Linked DNA regions of Homo sapiens: all the other regions are linked to region 1. A link is a contact called in ENCODE Hi-C or POLR2A ChIA-PET data. All regions are on one chromosome and are shown on one strand. The core of a region is the stretch at or near the end of the contact, and the rest is flanking DNA. Distances in the headings are between cores, read along the strand shown.

Region 1 (4,774 bases), core at 1,606-4,105:
CCTGGCCAACATGGTGAAACTCCATCTGTACTAAAAATATAAAAATTAGTTGGGTGTGGTGGTGCATGCCTGTAATCCCAGCTACTTGAGAGGCTGAGGCAGGAGAATCACTTGAACCCAAGAGGCAGAGATTGTAGTGAGCTGAGATTGTGCCACTGCACTCCAGCCTGGGTGACAGAGTGATACTCCACCTCAAATTAAAAAATTTTTTAAAGCTTATTTGCTTCTTTATTTTGTTTACCTAATCAAGGCATTGTCTGATTTCTACACTGTGTAGATATAATTATTCCCTTGAAACTAATAGGCAATCTGTTGGGAGTCAGTTTAAAAACATAAAAATATCCTGCTCCTCATCAAAATTCTTCCTTAGATTTAATATCCATTGGTAATTTGGCCCTGGACCAATCTTGACTATGACAGCTATAAAATAATAATTTTCTAACTCCAGCAGTTTCTCCACATTTACCAGTCAGCACCTGGCATTCTACAACAAGCAAGAGTCCTCCTTTTTCCTCTGTTTATTCACTTATTTATTTATCTAATTATTAAATAAATTAGTTCAGATTCATGGATTCCTGTTTTCTTCAGTGGTTTATGGTCATACTGTCCTTATATATTTTGGTATTTAAATTGTTTCAGTTTTGGGCAACAGGAGCCACTTCCTGCCAGCTCTTTTCCTGTGACATGCCCTCAGCATTTTTTTTAACACTTCCCTTCTCATCGACATAACAAGATGTTTCATTAGCTTCTAGAACTTTCCCTGTCCCAGGCCTACATTTAGTCACTTCTCTGAGGAGAAGAGCCCTTGTTCTTTCAGTAGAGAATGGTATTAGAGGACAAAATCTGAGTACTAGGTGTGCTCATTGCTACTAGACTTTTTTTTTCTTCTAGGTCTTTTCAGCAGCTAGAGTTGGGAAATAGATGCATGTATATATGTATGTACACAAATATACATATACACTTACAATATGCATATGCACATATGTATACACACATACACACATTTACCTGAGCACACCTGCATGTATATACACATACATTTATTTTAGAAATGAGTTCATACCAATGCTTCCAATTTAGAGCACACTCTCTTAACCACTATGTAATCATTTTGTATGTGCTTCCACAATGGCTGAATTAAAGATGAAAGATAGAATCCAAAGTGACTCAGAGAATTTCCTCTGTTCTATTTATGATCACTACAATTCCTGCTGAAAATTTCTGCCCCCTTTTTGGGAAGCAACACTGTGTGTCCTTGAAGATTCAATTTTGTCTTTGTTCATGTCTGAGCTCCTTCTCCTTGCAAGACTGTGACGGGAGTTGAGAGGACAGAGCCTGAATTTCTCCTAGAATTTAGAGTTTGTGACGACCAACTATTTAAAATATTCTTTGGTAATCTACATAAATTACCCCAAGTCCTAAGACAGCAGGTAGTCTGTCCACCAAAGGTATAAGCTGGTACTGGGAGGTTGATGAAAACCAAAGGCATGTAGGCAAAGTCTCTTTCAGGTTAGAATGTAAGAATGGTGGTAGCAAAGGAAGATGGAGTCCCCTATATCTTTAGGTGCTAGAATGTGGGGGAAGATGCAGTCCCCAGAGATGGACACAAGGTGGCTCAGTGAACCTGTTCCCTGGTGCTCCACATCTCCCTAGAAGGAAAAAGATAACTATGTTCAGCAGCAGGCAGTCATTGGACATTATGGCAGCTGCCCAGCCAATCCTTGCAAGCTCAGCAAGACAACCTAGAGTGAATGCAACCAACCGGCCTAAAGGGTGATGACCCTAGTCCCATGGACCATACCTGGGTGCAACACAAGCCTTCAGGGGAGTCACATTGACTGGTACACATTGGTTTGAGCTTTTCTTTATGGCAGTTGTGTTGAGGCAGGAGTATGTCATGACTTTGGAACAAGAGACCTGAGCTCTAGTCCTAGCTCTGCTGATAAATATGTGGTCTTGCATCACGGTATCATATACAAGATATGACCTCTCTGAGCATCAGATACTTTATTTATAAAATGAAAAGAGTGCAAGATTGTTACATGAATTTGATATAATAAATGTAAAGCCCATGCATATAGTTAAGTCTTAGATAAATGTAGACTTTGTTAAGAACAATATAAAAGGTCATAATATGTAATATATGCTAAATCCTTAGATATGTCCCCAAGTAAAATAGTCTAGACTGCTTTATAGAAGGCCTTAGAGTCTGATATCAGGAGAGAACTGAACTGGACCAAATACACAACCATTCTTTTTAGATGATTTCTTGGTGTGGATTGGCAACAGCTAACAAGACTGTTTCCTATGTCCATTAGCCAGAATTTTATAGCAATGTAATGGTTTGGATTCCTGTTTTTTGAGATTGAAGTTTTAGCTGCTTTTGTAACTGAAAACATACCCACTCTTGGTCCACTGTTATGCTAAGAACACCTGAAATATTGTATTTTCTTTGGAACTTAAGTTGCCAGATACGGTGCGGTCAAGGGCTGAAACTAAATACAAGCAGCCCCTTGCTGAAATATGCTCTGAGTGGGTCTGCTGCTGTCACAAGCAGCGTTTCTCCCTCAAAGAGTTGGCATTCCTCCAGTTTTCCCTGCCCGTGATCACACATCCACAAACCAGCCAGCATGGCTAGTTCCTCCTACCATTTCATGATTGCTGACAGGTAGAATGTGGCTTTTGTTCTTTTCCTACTCGGGAACTCAAATACCAGAGCTGCTGACAGATGATGTTGTGGCAGATTCATTTTGGAACACCACATTTCTTAGCAATGTGTCACAGGAGGAGAATGTCTCAAGCCTACAGCCTCAAAACCCCTCTGCTCTGGAAGTACCATTGCCCCAACCCAGATACCTTCTCAGGTGACACAGGGCGAGTACATGCCTCACCTTGCTGTAAGGAGATGGGAATGGAAGAAACTATGAATGGTAGAGTGCAAGTCCCTCCTAAAAGCATTGACATTGGGTTATTTTTTAAACATTGTACCGGCCAAAACAAGTGAGTCAACGTATTTGTGACTCCTACCCGATGCTTGCCCTTTGCAGAGCTTGACATAAGGAAGACATGTTAGGGAAGCCAAAGATAAATCCAACTCTTGGCTCTGCTATCAGCAGGCTCTGAGACCTACAGCAGTCACTCGACATCTCTGGGCCCAGTTTCTTCTTTAGTAAGATGAGGACAGGAAGCCTCAGGTGGACATGCAGGTCCTCTACCATCTTGTGAGTCTCGGACTCCAGATTGGTGGCAACCTACCTTTCTAGTCTAAGCTCCTGTCTGCTGGCCAACAGAGGTTTAGGGAGACCAGAAGCTAATACAATTTATGATGCCCTCTGTATGAAAAATTATAAAAAGTAAGTCAATAGTGAATATTTATTCAGAATGAGAAAAGAAAAATGCAAAAATATCAGCTTTAAAAAGCCAACAAATACCAGAAATATCACAAAACCCAGAAACAAATAACAGATTTGTATGAATTGGTATCGATAACATAAGATTTGTACTGATGTTCTAACAAGTCTCCCTAAATGCCTGTATTCTACATTTTTGGCTGCAGAGTCTGTTTCTTTTTATGACAAAATTCTGTAATATCCTTTCCTACAGAGAAACTAGAAAGATCATTCCATTTTTCCTGTAACATGGTTAATCAAAATTTGTTTATTATTAATGATAATTGAGAGAATTTCTTTCAGCTTCACAACCTATTATTGACAATATCATGTACATGTTTAGTATTACCAAATTGGGGAAGCTCCTCTACCAAGTGTCTTTCATATATGAGCTGTAAGATTGCAGCCATTCATGTTTCCCTGAGCAGAGACTAATCTGAAATACTCTTGAAATTGATGATACTCATTAATTAGGGCCTTGGGAAGGCATCTACTTTTACCACCTCACACTAGGTACCCCGCAGCCCCACCTTCATGCACACTGAACGTCTCACCTGTTCCTAACACACGACAACCTTCTACAGCTCTGTGGCTTTGCAGATGCTGATCCCTCACTGAATTGCCTTTCCTTTCTCCTCCCCCATACCCTTTCTCCAGGGTTCAAGCAGATTCAGTCACCATTCCTCTGCACTGTCCCTGCCTGGTACTCATAAGACTAGTAGAGAACCCTTCCTTTAGTGTTGTAATTCTGTTTGTCTACCTTCCCCACTAGACTTAGATTCCCTTAATTAAGGGAAGGCAATGATTCTCTCCATCTGTCTAGCACCAGGAATAGGACAGAAAAAGATGCTTGATAAGTGTATCACAAATAGAAATTCCTCAACAACACAGATGCAAGAAGTGCCACAATTCTTTACCTTTCTATAAGAAACCTTACTCTCCTCTAAGTTCTCTATTGTCAATCGATGATTTTTAAAAAACACACAGCATTAGTGATTTATTGGGGCATCTTTTTCCTCCCTTGGACTCAGGCAGTTCATGAAAATGGGGGCTCGCCCTAAGGCCACTAGTCAGCATTAGTTATCCTGGACACCGTTTCTCCTTCTGCCACTCTAGGAGGGTGATGGAATTGTAGTCCTCTCCTCTCACCTCTAGCCTGGCCCTCAGGGATCCCTTTCCCTGATTTCAAAATGGCAGCACTGGGGACAACCACTTAAATCACCTAGGTGGCTATCTTCCTTCCAAAGTGCAATCATCTTTAGGAGGTGCAAATGTGAGCAGGCAGCAGGTCTGTACCAACTGCAGGACATTTCAGGCTCACTTCCTTCAAGGCCCTAGATATCTTCCCAAAAGGACCGAGTAAAGAAGTCATCAAACTTGTGTAT
Region 2 (4,774 bases), core at 946-3,445, 650 kb after region 1:
TTGTGCCACTGCACTCCAGCCTGGATGACAGAGAAAGACCCTGTCTCCAAAAAAGCAGAAAAGATGCTTGCTCTCTGTGTCATAAGTTATATGAGAACAAAAGTTGCTATTCAAAGTTCTCAATAAGCCATTTACCAAGAAATAAAACAGTTCACATCGGTTCTAATGTTTTAAATTACAGTGTACTAAAAGAATGATTTTTTTTTTGTCTTTTTTTCCTGAGACGGAGTCTTGTTCTGTCACCCAGGCTGAAGTGCAGTGGTGTGATCTTGGCTTACTGCAGCCTCCACCTCCTGGGTCTAGGTGATTCTCCTGCCTCAGCCTCCCGAGTAGCCAGGACTATAGGTGTGCACCACCACGCCCAACTAATTTTTGCATTTTAGTAGAGATGGGGGTTTCACCATGTTGGCCAGGCTGGTCTCGAACTCCTGACCTCAAGTGATCTGCTTGCTTCGGACTCCCAAAGTGCTGGGATTACAGGCGTGAGCCACTGCGCCCGGCCCGTTTTACAATGTTTTGATTATACGTTGATAACTGATAGTAAATGTTTTTAATATCTTGACCAAGTTTTTAAAGTAATGGAACAATTCACACTGATTAAGATCACCTTGTTCAGTTTCAAATCTTGGTGATTTTTACATTCCCACACTACCATCCAAAATGTGAACTGCCGGTATATGTTTAAACAAAAAACCTCCCAAACTCCTTAAAGTGACTCAATAGTGTTTCAGACAGTGAATTCTTCCTTGTCTCTTCTAACTTTCAGGTCCATTGAAGATTAAATAGAACTGCATGTTTGATACCCTTTTCTTGTACTTAGGACTTGATCTGCAGCTGTTATAGATCTCAGGTCTTCCCTAAATTGCCAGATGTTGATACTAGTAGTCTAATGAGCTGTGTGAAGAATAGTATACAAGATAGCAAGTAACAACAATGATTGCAATCCAAAGTGTTTCTTGAGCACCTGCTATACCAGATACTGTGTTTTTAGGTTTTGGAGATAAATAACATTAGGTCCCCTGTGTTCTTTTTTTCTTCACACTCTATAAAGGGCAGACAGATGAAAGGATAGTAGAAGGAGTTATATCGTAGAAGAATTTTTAATGATACTGAGAATTACAGATAATTTTAAACACTTTTAAGATGTTGCAATTCTGTGCTGTTTTATATGATGTTAGAGATACCATAAAAGAAATGACTCAAGGGACTTGGGAACTAGATATACAAGTTGAGCTTCTGTATGTAGGTCAGGTGGCAGTATGTTGAGATACATAGAATAACACAAAGGGTTTTTTAATGTAATAATACATTATGGAAAGAATTATACTTGGGCAGCAGGTTCCACATTGATTATAATCTGTGGCAGATTACTCTTTAAAACAATCAAACTTTTGTATTGTTGAACGCATTTTATGAGAAGAGAACTGTAGGTTAGTTCACCAACTGAATGTTGTTTTTGCTGAAACTGGGTTTTGCTAAAACTGCCATTCTAATGCTCTTATTCCTTAAGCCTAAACTTAGATGGTTAAATATTACAACCGTACATTATGTACAGTCACTTGAAAAGGATTTGATTTGGGCATTTCTCTGTAAAAGCTTGACTTGTGCCCTTTTTTTTTTTTTGGCTGAAAATGGGGGATGAAATCAAGGATATATTGATTTTAATTATTTGCTAAAGACATATTTATTGAATATTTATGGAGAGCCAGTGCCAAGAATTCTGAGGGATATGAAAATGCTTGTTAGTAGGCTACCATGGAACTTAGTTTAGTAGGTGAGAAAGTCTTGAATGTGAATAGCTGAACAAGTAATACAAGTTGGCAGTATTTTATGGGTGTTACAAGTGATGACTTAGGTTCAAAGGAATAAGCAGTTATTTCTAGCTGGAGGAATCAGAAGGCTTCATGGATGTAGGACTTGAAAGGCATCTTATGGACATATTAGTAGAAGATGTACTAATTGGAGCAAACAACACTGGGAAAGTCCTGATGATTTAAAGCTTCTCTGATGTATCTTAATTTTATTACATAACCGATGTTTAACAAATGATTGGATTATTAATATTACCATTTTTTGGTCTTAAAAAGAATATTGTTGTGTTAGATGATTCAGCATAGTATTGTAGTTCTCAAAGTGTGATCCTTGGCAGCATCAACATCTCCTGCTAACTTGTTGGAAATGCAGATTCTTGGCTGAATCCCATATCTAGCCGTTGAGTCAGAAAGTGGTGTGGGATTCAGCACCCTGTGCTTTAACAGGTCTTATTTTGACAGAGCCACTTCTACTTAATGACTACCTTTTTAAAAATGCGGTAACTGATGCTCACTTTGGCAGCACATATGTTAAAATTGGAATGATACAAAGATTAGCATGTCCCCTGCACAAGGATGACACACAGTTTTACAAAGTGTTTCATATTTTTTATTACGCACTGCATGCCTGTATCAAAATGTCTTGTGTACTTCATAAATATATACACCTACTGTGTACTCCAAAAAATTAAAAACAAAAGAAATGTGGTATCTGTATCAACTGTATTGGCTAATAATGATTAATAGCCCATTCCATAATTTGATTAAAAGTCATTCCTTAGCTTACTATTTGAAATATAAAATCTTTGTCAGTTTGGAGGGTAATTTTTTTACTTGGAAATTTGAAAACTTGGAAATTGAATAAATAAATGAGCTATTTTAATTGTCTTAGTGAATCATAAAGAAAATTGCCAGCACTTCTCCATGGCACGTCAAGTATACTGGCTGTTTTATTGCCTCCTAGAATTTAAAAATGAGTTATTGTAGTCGTTGGTTATATATATATTCATATATGAAACATGTCCTGATGTATATTTTTCATTCTTGTGAAATAAAAAAGACACTTGTCAGTTTTATACTAAATGTTTTTTAAAATCCTGTTAATTCATTATTTCTAATTAAATGCTAATAATTGAGGAACGGCCAGACTGTTTTCCAAAGGACTGCAGCATTTTGCATTTCCACCAGCAGTGAATGAGGGTTTCAGTTTCTCATCTTTCTCATATCCTTGTCAACCCTTATCACTGTTTTTTTGTTGATTGCCATCCTAATGGCACCTCATTGTGATTTTGTTCTGCATTTCTCCTGATAGCTGGTGATGTTGAGCGTATTTTCATATGCTTATTGGCCGTTTGTATTTTACTCTTTGGGGTATCTGTTCAGATTTCAAAATTGGCTTGTCTTTTATTGAGTTGTAGTATTTCATATATTCTGGATGCAAATGTTATGATTCATATCTGTGATATGATTTACACAACTTTTGTCCTGTTCTGTGGGTTTTCACTTTCTTGATGTTGTCTTTTGAAATGAAAATGTTTTACATTTCTATGATCTCAGTTTATTGTTTTTTTCTTTTGTTTCTTGTACTCTTGGTGGCATATCTATGAAACCATTGCCTAATCCAAGGTCATAAAGATTGACCTGTATGTTTTCTTCTAAGTGTTTCAGAGTTTTAGCTCTTAGTTCTATAACCCAGTTTGTGATAATTTTTTATATGGTGTGAAGTAGGGTTCTAAATTCATTTCTTTTGCATTTAGCTGTTCAGTTGTCGTAACACCATTTGTCAGCCTCAGTTACAGTGACAGATTTTTATGAATTTTTATCTAGACTTTCTAGATCTTACTAGCAGTTGAGATTTTGAGTTTTACTATTCTCATTGCATTGTCAATTAAGAGAATAAACTTATTAAGTATTGAAGAAAAAGATGCCGTGAGTTAAGCACTGTGTTCCCTTTTAGGAGTCTTTAAGGAGAAACTGGAATAGGTTTTTGAAATTGATAGGTCACACATTTTTTAAATGAGAATGAGAGAATGGGAGAAAGGCCTTCCAGTAGCTGAAGATTTTCATTTAAAGCTGAGGAGTTTGTTTATTTAGCCCTATAGCACGTAAGAAATAGTTAATAGTTAGACATATTTGAATCATAGAGAAGAATGATTTTTCAAATAATTACTAATAGAACTGTCTAATAACTTGGTAAAGTAGTGCCAATTATTGGAGGAGCTCAAGTGAGGTTGAATGATGGGTCATTAAAAGTACAGAAATGATTTCTGCATTGAAAACAAAGGTTGTTGACAGAGTTCTGGGATTTCTAGTTAGTCATGTGACTATGCTAGGATTTCCATTTTCTTTCACATTTGTGAAGGTTTTCTGCTTGGGATCCATCCTTCCCCAGACTTCTGTCAAGTTATTGGAAGGAAAGTGAGGGAAAACAGGAGGTATTGTCTTGCAGGATTAAATGATAGAAATACTCCAGTTTTTGATTAGCTAATGTTATTATGCCTTACCCTGAAAATTGGTCTCATCGCTTGATCTAGTTCTTTCTGGCTTCTTTAGTTCTTTGTTCTTTAAGTAACAGTGAAGAGTGAGAATGAGAGACACTAGCAACAGTGACTGTTGAGATGAGAACTAAACATTAAAGTATCCTCTAACATCAAATTTGTGCATTGTTGTGGTTTGTAGATTGTGAATTGAAGAAAGCTGCATGAATTGTAGGAAAATGTAAATCGTGATAGTGTAAATGGAATTTCTTTGTCATCCTTTCATGAAAATAAAATTTACTGATTCAGGGAATTATGTTCTTATTTTGTAAATGATCCACTTGAGTAGATTGTTCAAAATGTACTCAGGAGAAAATGTACTAGTGCGTATTTGTACTTTTTGATGGGTATGTTTGAATCATATGTTTTAAGGTTTGGAAAAATCTGATTATATAATCTGATTGAGGCAAATGAATGAATTCAGTC
Region 3 (4,774 bases), core at 1,072-3,571, 630 kb after region 1:
GTTGCTTATAGTAGATCACATTATTCAAAAACAGTTGCTTCCCTTCTTTACTGGCTTCTCCCTACAGGACCTCCTATTTGTGGGAGGAGTACTTCCTTGTTCCTGTGGACATCAGGAATGGCCATGGAACTTGATTTGGCCACTGGAAGATGAGTAGAAGTGATTATTTGTCATGTCTAAGCTGAAGCCTTATTAGGAGCCATTGCATGAATGATTTTTGCTAATTTTCCTCAGCCCCAAGAAAAATGGGCCAGATAAAGACTATTTCTTTTGCTAGATTCCAGAATGAAGAAGATGCCTGTAGCCAACCTGTAGCTGACAACAAAAATGAGAAATACATTTTGCGCTGTCTGTTGAACCCAAGACCCTTTCAGAGTAAAACTAATTTAATAATCATAAGTACTTTCTTTCACTGTGTTGACATTTGCACTTTGGCTCAAAAGTGATGTTTTGGAAAACTTGCTGGTTAGGAAAAAATCAGTGCAGTTTCTTCAAACTATGTTCTGCAGCACCATCACCACATATTTATAGTAAACGAAGTTTTACTTGGTCGGGCATCGTGGCTCATCCCTGTAATCCCAGCACTTTGAGAGGCTGAGGCAGGAGAATTGCTTGAGCACAGGAGTTTGAGACCAGCCTGGGCAACATAGGGAGACCTCGTCTCTATAAAAAAACCAAAAATGTTAGCTGGGCATGGTGATGCGTGCCTGTAGTCCCAGCTACTTAGGAGGCTGAGCTGTGGTGATCCCTTGAGTCCAGGAGGTTGAGGCTGCAGTGAGCCAAAATCACGCCATTGCACTCCAGGCTGGGTGATAGAGTAAGACTACATCTCTTAAAAAAAAAAAAAAAGTCTTAGGAATCTCCTTGATGAAGCAGTAAAAAGTATTAATCTAAAAAAATCATGATCTGAATCTGAATCATTTTAATGGTCTTTGTGATGAAATGGGAAATGTTCATAAAATACTTGTGAATGCAAAAGTATGATGGTTTCAGAGGGAAAACTCTTGGGCATTATTTGAGTTATGAGCAGAACCAGCCTTCTTTAATTTTCGCTTGAAACAGTGACTCACTATGGTGATTCTGACATGAGCATTTTAGAGATATTTTCTCAAACAAAGTGAGCTTTTACTTTAAGGAAAACAACGGACGGTATTTGTTGCCAGTGATAAAATCTGAGATTTCACGTGATAGTTTGGGTTTTGGAAAATTATTAGATACTGTGAGCTTGATAGCTTCCTGTTATTTAGAATTTTTCTGATGATCTTGGTAAAAGTAGTAGTGAATACAACTTTTTTTTTTTTTTTTTTGAGATGGAGTCTCGCTCAGCTGCCCAGGCTGGAGTGCAGTGGCGTGATCTTGGCTTACCACAACCTCCGCCTCCTGGGTTCGAGACCAGCCTGGCCAACATGGTGAAACCCCCATCTCTACTAAAAATACAAAAAATTACCTGGGCATGGTGACGGATGCCTGTAGTCCCAGCTACTCGGGAGCCTGAGGCAGGAGAATCACTTGAACCCGGGAGGCAAAGGTTGCAGTGAGCCGAGATCACGCCATTGCACTCCAGCGTGGGCAACAAGAGCAAAACTCCCATCTCAAAACAAACAAAGCATATCATATGAAAGCCAGAAAACTGACTTAACCTGAGGCAGTATAGTGAAGATGTACTGCTGTACAAGCCAAATGAAAGCAAATTGCTTCTGAAATTCTGTTTGTAGAGATAGAGAAACCTTTGCCAGAATGATAGCTGCATATCAGGTACTGAACTAAGCAGATCACATATGAATACCAGCTCTTCCTTGTAGTCATTAAGATTAAAACACAGTCATCCTCTAAAAATATTTGTTTTCTGTATTAGCCAGACAGTTGTATTAAGTAGGTACCTGCTAGGAATTGCAATCCTTGCATCTTTCAGTTCTTTGACAATTCTTTCAGGAATGCAAATTACTTTTGTTTGGAGGGAGAGCTCCTGGGATCTCCATCAGACTTCCTGATAAAAACTACCCTGCAACTCCACCTGTCATGGCATCAGTATGGGAATTTTGTCTGTTGGAAAACTAAGACTGCCCTTTGCAACTATATGTTCAACACCTGGAGAAGATAACCAATAAATTGGGAGGGTTAATCTACTCTGATAAATGGACTTTTGACCAAAACTTTATTATTTGACCACTGTCATTCCTCTTTCTGACAAATGTGCCACATTGGTGCTATCTGGGTCTTTTAGAGATTTAAGAGTTAGCTTTTATAGTCCCAGAAAGGTCTGGGTGTTTCACTTTTCAAGTACATGGTTACCTTAGTAAGGGGCTGTTGATCTTTGTGGAAAGCCAAGAGGGAAATCACAGTACTTGTGATGTAATTATAGAGCTTTGTCTAAAGGATACCTTGCCTTACTGCCTTTATTCTAGAGGGTCTGCGAACTTTGAGAGGCTGTTATTTTTCTATCTTGGTGGCTTATGTCCCCCTTGTCAGGTCTCTGTATTCCATACATATTTGTTTACCCAGGTTAGGAGTTAGCAGACTTTTTCTATAGGGAGCCAGATATACAGTCACTGAAAAAAACAATGCAGTGCTGCCATTGTAGTGCTAAAGCAGCCATAAATAGTACATAAATGAGCTTTTCTGTTCAATTAAAACTTTATTTACTAAAACACAGTGGGTCAGATTTGCCTCCGGTTGTAGTTTTCATACCTCTGGTGTAGATCACATAGGATTATAGTGGAATGTCTTTATGTTACGGTTTTAGGGACTTTCCAAGGTTCCTGCAGACAAACCAGTTTGATAACCACTAGGTTCCTGTTCGTTAAGCTTGCCTGGTACCACTTGAAGTTATAATTAAACAGTCAACAAAATCAGCCTGTGCATTTGAGTTTTGGTTTTAAAGCTTTAGAGCAGGGGTTGGCAAACTGCAGTCTGCAGGCCAAATGTGGCCAGCCTGTTTTTTTGTGATCCACAAGTTAAAAATGTTTTCCATAATTTAAAATAATTGAATAAAGAAGATCAAAAAAGAATGATATTATTTTGTGACAAGTTAAAAATTACATGAAATTCAAATTTTCATGTGTAAAGTTTTATTGAAATACAGCCACATTGATTAATTTATGTGTAGGTTATGGCTGCTTTCTTTTTCTTTTTTTCTTTTTTTTTGGGACGGAGTCTCCCTCTGTCGCCCAGGCTGGAGTGCAGTGGTGCAATCTCGGCGCACTGCAAGCTCCGCCTCCTGGGTTCACGCCATTCTCCTGCCTCAGCCTCTGAGTAGCTGGAACTACAGGCACCCGCTACCACACCCAGCCAATTTTTTTTTTTCTAAAGTAGAGATGGGGTTTCACTGTGCTAGCCAGGATGGTCTCGATCTCCTGACCTCATGATCCACCCGCCTTGGCCTCCCAAAGTGCTGGGATTACAGGCGTGAGCCACCGCGCCCGGCCAGGTTATGGCTGCTTTCACTTCACAACTACACAGTTGAGTAGTTGCAACAGAGACCTTTGGCCTTGGAAGAATTACTATCTGGCCCTTTACAGAAAAACGTTTTCTAACCTTGGCTTAAGATGGAGAACGATTCTTTAATGTTGTACTTAGTAACTGCCTCTTTCTTTGTCAGTGCCATGAGTCAAAAATTTATGCTGTGAATATGTCACTTTGTGTTTTTTTTTGAGACGGAGTTTTGCTCTTGTTTCCCAGGCTGGAGTGCAGTGGTGTGATCTCAGCTCACTCCAACCTCCGCCTCCCGGGGTTCAAGCGATTTTCGTGCCCCAGCCTCCTGAGTAGCTGGGATTACAGGCATATAGCACCATGCCCAGCTAATTTTGTATTTTTAGTAGAGACGGGGTTTCTCCATGTTGGTCAGGCTGGTCTTAAACTCCCTACCTCAGGTGATCCGCCTGCCTCCCAAAGTGCTGGGATTACAGGCATGAGCCACCATGCCCGGCCTGAATATGTCACTTTCTTAACTCCAACACTGTTAGAAGCAGTCATCCCCACTCCACTGTCCTCGTATATCTGTGGCATGACCTTCATAGATTTCTACCAGTCTCACTTGTTCCCCAAAGCGTTGTTTTCTTTAGTCACTTCATTGCAGATGACCACAGTTGATAATTTAATTCTGTTAGAGCCTGAATGAACTATCAGAGACCCATCTTATATAATTAGCTGTACCCTCACTGAATTGAAACCTAAACAATTGGATAATATTCTCAGATTCCCATCACCTTGAAAGTTTGCTCATTTACCTACTTCACATGGTAGTTACAATAATTTAATGAGATAAATATAATCTAGTATTTTACTGAATTTTCACTTGCACAGGCACTGAGCCAGGTGCTTTTCACACATAACAAAAAGTTTAATTTCAAAGGTTAGCTGATAAATATTTTAAATTTAGGAATAAATATCCCCCTGCCCCATCATCACTTCACGTACTGTAAAAAACTTACAGCATTTACAAGTTTTAAAATCACATTAAAGTGGTTGACATAAATTAATATCTTTGCCTATAATATTCCTTCCCTTTTTTTTTTGACTTGTAGATACAGTTGATTTTTGTCATTCACTGTAGTTATGTTCTTTATAGTTGCCTTGAACACTGACTTAGCAAATACTGAGCATCGCTCCTACGGGAATATGCAGGGTTAGGTTCCTGTAGGCCTCGGTCATAACATTTTTGTCAGCTGATCAATAGTAACTGTGTGTTTCTGTTTAAAGATAACTTCCTAATATATATTGTTGATTGATTAATATTGCATTTAGAGTCAACAGCACTAAAACTCATATGAACAAA

Evidence for each region. Hi-C counts contacts between places; a loop is a spot of excess contacts on that map. ChIA-PET counts read pairs that join two places held with the same protein, here RNA polymerase II (POLR2A). Pooled maps may share reads with other maps.
Region 2: a map of naive thymus-derived CD4-positive, alpha-beta T cell shows a loop between it and region 1 (3-fold over the local background). The contact joins two enhancer-like sites. A Hi-C loop is called at or near these places in 1 of 168 maps with a recorded cell type or tissue (naive thymus-derived CD4-positive, alpha-beta T cell) and 5 of 50 pooled maps. POLR2A ChIA-PET finds 5 or more read pairs at or near these places in 2 of 52 experiments (MCF 10A and Panc1).
Region 3: a map with no recorded cell type shows a loop between it and region 1 (7-fold over the local background). The contact joins two enhancer-like sites. A Hi-C loop is called at or near these places in 1 of 37 single-sample maps with no recorded cell type and 6 of 50 pooled maps. POLR2A ChIA-PET finds 5 or more read pairs at or near these places in 1 of 52 experiments (activated CD4-positive, alpha-beta T cell).

What each region holds. Positions count from the first base shown.
Region 1 is chr3:177,774,777-177,779,550 of GRCh38, reverse strand. No RefSeq gene overlaps it. Among named protein-coding and RNA genes, the nearest start is that of LINC02015, 40 kb to the left of the region's middle. Within about 2 kb of position 2,855, at least 6 of the 41 ENCODE cell types and tissues checked have a DNase peak (open chromatin) inside an H3K27ac peak, as active enhancers do.
Region 2 is chr3:177,123,665-177,128,438 of GRCh38, reverse strand. The region is part of intron 1 of TBL1XR1 (TBL1X/Y related 1); the gene reads left to right. It also overlaps the pseudogene RNU6-681P. Among named protein-coding and RNA genes, the nearest start is that of TBL1XR1, 71 kb to the left of the region's middle. Within about 2 kb of position 2,195, at least 2 of the 41 ENCODE cell types and tissues checked have a DNase peak (open chromatin) inside an H3K27ac peak, as active enhancers do.
Region 3 is chr3:177,143,123-177,147,896 of GRCh38, reverse strand. The region is part of intron 1 of TBL1XR1 (TBL1X/Y related 1); the gene reads left to right. Among named protein-coding and RNA genes, the nearest start is that of TBL1XR1, 52 kb to the left of the region's middle. RefSeq lists a silencer at 3,062-3,356. Within about 2 kb of position 2,321, at least 8 of the 41 ENCODE cell types and tissues checked have a DNase peak (open chromatin) inside an H3K27ac peak, as active enhancers do.